Linked DNA regions of Homo sapiens: region 2 is linked to region 1. The links are chromatin contacts, found by Hi-C or POLR2A ChIA-PET in ENCODE. All regions are on one chromosome and are shown on one strand. Each heading gives the region's core, a stretch centred on a gene start or an enhancer-like site at or near the end of the contact. The rest is flanking DNA. Distances are from core to core; before and after follow the strand shown. Region 1 has its middle 97 kb from the start of LINC02608. Region 2 overlaps LINC02608 (long intergenic non-protein coding RNA 2608).

Evidence for each region. Hi-C counts contacts between places; a loop is a spot of excess contacts on that map. ChIA-PET counts read pairs that join two places held with the same protein, here RNA polymerase II (POLR2A). Pooled maps may share reads with other maps.
Region 2: a map of naive thymus-derived CD4-positive, alpha-beta T cell shows a loop between it and region 1 (4-fold over the local background). The contact joins two enhancer-like sites. A Hi-C loop is called at or near these places in 5 of 168 maps with a recorded cell type or tissue (GM23248, Right ventricle myocardium inferior, left cardiac atrium and 2 more), 7 of 37 single-sample maps with no recorded cell type and 8 of 50 pooled maps. POLR2A ChIA-PET finds 5 or more read pairs at or near these places in 5 of 52 experiments (BJ, WTC11, activated CD4-positive, alpha-beta T cell and 2 more).

Annotation. Positions count from the first base shown.
Region 1 is chr1:212,186,876-212,189,575 of GRCh38, reverse strand. No RefSeq gene overlaps it. Among named protein-coding and RNA genes, the nearest start is that of LINC02608, 97 kb to the left of the region's middle. RefSeq lists enhancers at 2,565-2,624, 2,675-2,700, 2,675-2,700. Within about 2 kb of position 1,380, at least 3 of the 41 ENCODE cell types and tissues checked have a DNase peak (open chromatin) inside an H3K27ac peak, as active enhancers do.
Region 2 is chr1:212,224,187-212,226,989 of GRCh38, reverse strand. LINC02608 (long intergenic non-protein coding RNA 2608) reads left to right here. Exons shown (of 4, transcript NR_125984.1): 4 at 1,477-1,712. Among named protein-coding and RNA genes, the nearest start is that of LINC02608, 59 kb to the left of the region's middle. Within about 2 kb of position 1,394, at least 4 of the 41 ENCODE cell types and tissues checked have a DNase peak (open chromatin) inside an H3K27ac peak, as active enhancers do.

The DNA.
Region 1 (2,700 bases), core at 131-2,630:
CTCTGCTTCCTTTCCTGCTTCTGGCTCTGTCCAAGGGACCTCATATGCAAGCCTGTGGATACTCCAGAATGTGGTCCAACCTCTGTCCACATGTCCTGCCAACAGCTGCCCCGAGGCCACCTCTCAGGCCCAGAGATCTCATGGTGGCAATGAGGCCATCCCTGAGGGGATGGGCCACAAAAACTCTGGGGGCAGGGTCAGAGAGGGCCAATGTCCAGAGTATTCTGGTGTCCCAGCTACCTGGAGCATGATCTAGAAGGGAAGGGGTGCTGGATGGCCACGTCTCCTTGGCCCTGAGGACCGTGCCTGCAGTGAGGAGAGACACAGCTGGAGGAAGCACAGTTCTCTGACTTTAATGCACATGTGAATCACCTGGGATCTTATTAAGTAGGTATGGGGTAGGGCCTGATATTCTGCATTTCTCCCAAGCTTCCAGGTGCTGTTGATGCTGCTGGTACAAGGGCCACACTTTGAATAATTAAGGTCTAAAGCAAAGGCCCAAGGCAGGGGTCCTTTTTACCTTGGCAGAGCAATACCATTAGCAAAAAAGGATGTGTTTGATAATTTAATTACTCCCATGGATAAAGTACCAATAGAACTTAGTACGCACTTAAAGTTACACAAAAACAATATATGTGCAACACAAATTTGAATGTAACACCAATGCCTACATGGAGAATTCTTTAGCACAACCAGGTGAGTCTCACAGCCTTTGGCCCTATAAGTTATCATGTTCTTCCCCTTCTTGCACCCTCTGACCCCTTCCTGTATGTGGTTCACCCTGCATGACTCACTGAGCAGGTACTGACATTTCTAGTAGTCTTCTTTTTTCCTTCTGCAGATCCTTACAAACGCATTTCTTACTTTTTTTTTTTTTGAGACGAAGTCTCACTCTGTTGCCTCAGCTGGCGTGCAGTGGCATGATCTCAGCTCACTGGAACCTCCACCTCCCATGTTCAAGCAATTCTCCATCCTCAGCCTCCAGAGTAGCTGGGATTATAGGTGTGCGCCACCATGCCCAGCTAATTTTTGCATTTTTCGTAGAGACAGAGTTCCACCATGTTGGCCAGGCTGGTCTCGAACTCCTGACCTCAGATGATCTGCCCGACTCGGCCTCCCAAAGTGCTGGGCCTATAGGTGTGAGTCACTGCGCCCGGCCGCATTTCTTATACTTATTCATCATTTACTATGCTCTTTTCTCTCATATGCTTCACCGTACTCACAGCACGTTAGTCCCGGCACTTTCCGCAACAGACTTGTTACTTTTCCAGGCCCTTTTGCCCTCAGCCCTGAAGCCCACTGGGCCCGGCTGGTGCTGGTGCTGCTTCTCTGGCAGCTGCTGCCTCCTGTCTCTGAGCTCCCTGATACTGGAAAGAACCCTCCCAAGGCTTCCTTCTGGCATGTGGAGGCATCTTCAGCCAATTCCATGTGGCAAGTGAATCTATTTATACCTTTTGGAAACCTCATCATTTGGGCAGGAAGTGACCAACTTCCTGGCAAAGAACTCCCAAGAACATCTTCCCAAAGGGAAAAGAGAGAAAACATATCTCTGACGTACATGTATGGTTTCCTCACTTTTAACTGGTCCTGCCCCAGCCCAGCGGTGCGCCTCCAGGCTGAAGAGCCTCTGCTAGGGACAGAAGCCCACCCTGGCTCAAGGACTTAGATGCAGCAGGTGTTTAGTCAGCCTTGATTGAATTGAGTTGAATTTCTTGTGGCTGGAAAACTGTTTCCTATTTATTTTCTTCTCCTGCCAATCCTTTCACAGGGCACTGTCAAATATTGGCCAATGCGGCTGGGTGCAGTGGCTCACACCTGTAATTCCAACACTTTGGAAGGCCGAGATGGGCAGATCACAAGGTCAGGAGATCGAGACCATCCTGGCTAACACGGTTAAACCCTGTCTCTACTAAAAATACTAAAGATCACCTTTTGAGGGCCGGGAGCAGTGGCTCACGCCTGTAATCTTAGCACTTTGGGAGGCTGAGGCGGGTAGATCATCTGAGGTCAGGAGTTTGAGACCAGCCTGGCCAACACGGTGAAACCCCGTCTCCCCATCTCTACTAAAAATACAAAAATTAGCTGGGCATGGTGGCAGGCCACCTGTAATCCCAGCTACCTGGGAGGTTGAAGCAGGAGAATCACTTGAACCCGGGAGGCGGAGGTTGCAGTGAGCTGAGATTGTGCCACTGCACTCCAGCCTGGGTGACAAGAGTGGGACTTCATCTCAAAAAAAAAAAATCACTTTTTGCTACAACTGAGGATTCAGTGTATGTCAGAATACTCACTGCTGACTCAAGGGGTTCACATTATGGGTACAGAGAGCGACGTAAACTTTCTTCTAGATAGAGGAGGAAATAATATGACATGGAGCCAGCACCCACCACCCCCACCCTAAACAAATCAACAAAAAAACTCCTGTGTTGACTGGAACACATGAGAACTTTGTCTCTAGAGTATGTAAGAGATGGCTTTAGGGGTCTATAAACAGGCCGTTTCTAGATGGTGATGTATTATAGAAGGACCGAAAACTGGTGCTGCCTCTATGAGTGCTGTAAATGCTGTGAGAACTTAATATTTTGGCAATGACTGCAGGTGAAATTACTGCTTACTTTGGTATCATTTTCAGTTTTACAATACATATTTTTTCAAATCTGCTACACCAAATTCTAATAGTCAAAGATGTGCCTCCAACACGAA
Region 2 (2,803 bases), core at 145-2,644, 37 kb before region 1:
GAATCTAGAAGAGGGATTTCAGTGTCAACTGTACTATTATTTCACCTTTTCTATGCATTTGAAATTTTTTATAATAAAAAATTTGAATAAAAAATTATCTCCACTTGCTAGCTGTAGGCCTTTAGTAGAATAAAGCCTTCTGTGTGTCAATTAGCTAACAAATAATCATAACTAACATTTGTCATGTGACAGGCAATGCTGAGAGCTGGCATGCAATAATTTCAGTATGAGCTTTTCTTTACAGAGAGGAAAACCGAGGCTTGGCAAGGTTAAGTTCTTATCCCAAGGCACGCAGATAGTAACTGTCAGGGCCAGATCCCAGCCTGGCTTTGATCTGGTTCTAAACTACCCACTCTTAACTGCCAACTTCTACTGACAGCCTTCTAGAAAAAACCCTGACATTCAATGTCTGGGTGAAGTAATAGTAACAGGAATCATTGCCATGAAGGGCAGTCTGTCAACTTGGGCGTGCAAACAACCATCCTAAGAGCCTTTCTTGCTCTGATAGGGAGAAAAAAAGGCTTCGGGGGCTACCAGAGGAGAAGAGGCCATCAGTGAGTGAGGAAAGGGCATGGAGAGAGGAAGTGGGGAAGGGAAACGGCCTCACCTTATGGACCTGCAGTTCTGTGGGACGAATTAAAGCTGTAAAGCAGGTATTTTTGACTGGAGCAGCAGACAAATGTTTCTGCTTAGTAGAAAAGTTACTGCAGTCAATGCTGTTCCACATCACTAATGAAGGCTGAAAAAAACCACAGCTGAAAGGTATAATGGTGCTTTCTTCTAGAGGGTTGCTTAAGCAAGGTCTCATTGTGCCTGAAGTCTGTATTATTTACTGGCCATTCAGGATGTGCAATGCGATTTAAGAGAGCGGTGCTGGGCTGCATTGAGCCAGCTATACCCTCTTACTCAGTCCCCTGTACAACAGGGCCAGAGAGAGTGGAGGGCAGGATGTGCCCAGCCAATTGGCCTCTATAGGAATTTCAACCATGACCTCGACCTTATTTGCTCTCTGCTCCAGTCTCCTGACTAACCAACCATTGCATGGCAGAGCCTGAGTTCCACAGCCAGCCTGGCGGAGCCACCATGTAATAGTCCAGGGTCAAGCTGTATTTTGCTTTTGGTGTATAAAATGCAAGAACTGGAGAAATCATGTAAAAAGTCAGGAGGAGGTAAACATTTCAAGCACCAGCCTCCCCGGAATTCGGCATTAGAACAAAAGCCACTTCCTTCAGTGCCCTTTTCTTACAGAGCAGCTTTTCCTGTGAGGAGAGAGTTACGTCATTAACACCTTGGTTAGTGGGGTGTTCTGAGTTGTCGGGATTAACCATCTAGGCAGTGGGGTGAAGGGTCCCGTTATGCAGAATGTGGGGACTGCCCCTGAGATGTTTTTGTTTTTAAAACACAATTGTGCCAGCTGATCTCAGTACACATTTCTAGAAAAATCACAGCCTATGACATCACAGACCTTCCTTTCAGCCTCGGACCAGCAGCAACACACTCTGAAGTAGGTCTCAGAAGACAAAAAGCTGAAATCAACTCATGCTTCCTGCTACACAGAATCCACTGAGAGGAAAAGGAAACTTCACCGAAACTTCAGAAAGCTACAGAAATGACATCCATTTTCACAATCCCAGAAGGAAAGATGCATCTGAAGGGAATAAAAACAGAGCAATGGAAGAGTATTTGTTAAAATAAATGGCTTTGACAGGGCATTTTCTCTAAAGGTCTCCTTTGCCTCAAATAGTACTCCTGCCTTCAGTCCATCTTGCATGCCACCCAGCTGTGGGCATCCTGGCAGTTGCTGCCATGTCCTTGCCTAAAAGCCTCCACCCCCAACCAACCCACCCACCCCACAACTGGTCTCCCTTTCTCTGGCTTCTTGGAGCAATAAGACCCCCTTCTCCCAGTGGGGGATCTTTCTGAAAGGTAAACATGAACCCACTCCTCTCCTGCTCAAAAATAGTGGCCGGCTCTCGATCTCCCCAAAGATAGAAATGCACACTTTGGCCGGATGTGGAGGTTCATGCCTGTAATCCTAGCACTTTGGGAGGCCAAGGCGGGTGGATCACCTGAAGTCAGGAGTTGAAGACCAGCCTGGCCAACATGGTGAAACCCTGTGCCTACTAAAAGTACAAAAATTAGCCAGGCATGGTGGCACACACTTGTAATCCCAGCTACTTGGGAGGCTGAGGCAGGAGAATTGCTTGGACCTGGGTGGCGGAGGTTGCAGTGAGCTGAGATCGTGCCATTGCACTCCAGCCTGGGTGACAGAGAGAGACTCTGTCTCAAAAAAAAAAAAAAAAAAAAGAAAGAAAGAAAAATAAAAAGAAATGCACACTTTATTTGGCACCCGGGCCCTAATGACCTTTCTCCTGCCCGGTTTTCCCAGACTGTCTGCTACCACACGGTGTGTGCAGCCTTTCTCCCAATCACACGGACTCCTCTGAATGCATGCCTGTCTTTCTTGTGTGGCGTCTGCCTGTGCCTTTGCACTCACTGTCCGCTTGTCTAAAATGCTCTTCCTCCAAATCCACAGAGAAAACATAACCCAAATGCCACCTCCTCAGTGAAGCCCCTCCAGAAGTTTCTTTCTTTCTCTCTCTCTGTCTCTCTCTCTCTCTGCGTGTCTCTCTCTCTCCACACACACCCTGCTCACCTCCCCAGCCACACAGGTATCACTCCTCTTTTCAGGGCTCTGCTCTGTTCTCTGTTCACAGATCTGCCACCCACACTAGTCTGTGAGCACTCTCTTGGGGACAGAGCCCATGAAGTGCTCATCTTTGTGTTCCCAGTTCTTAGCCCA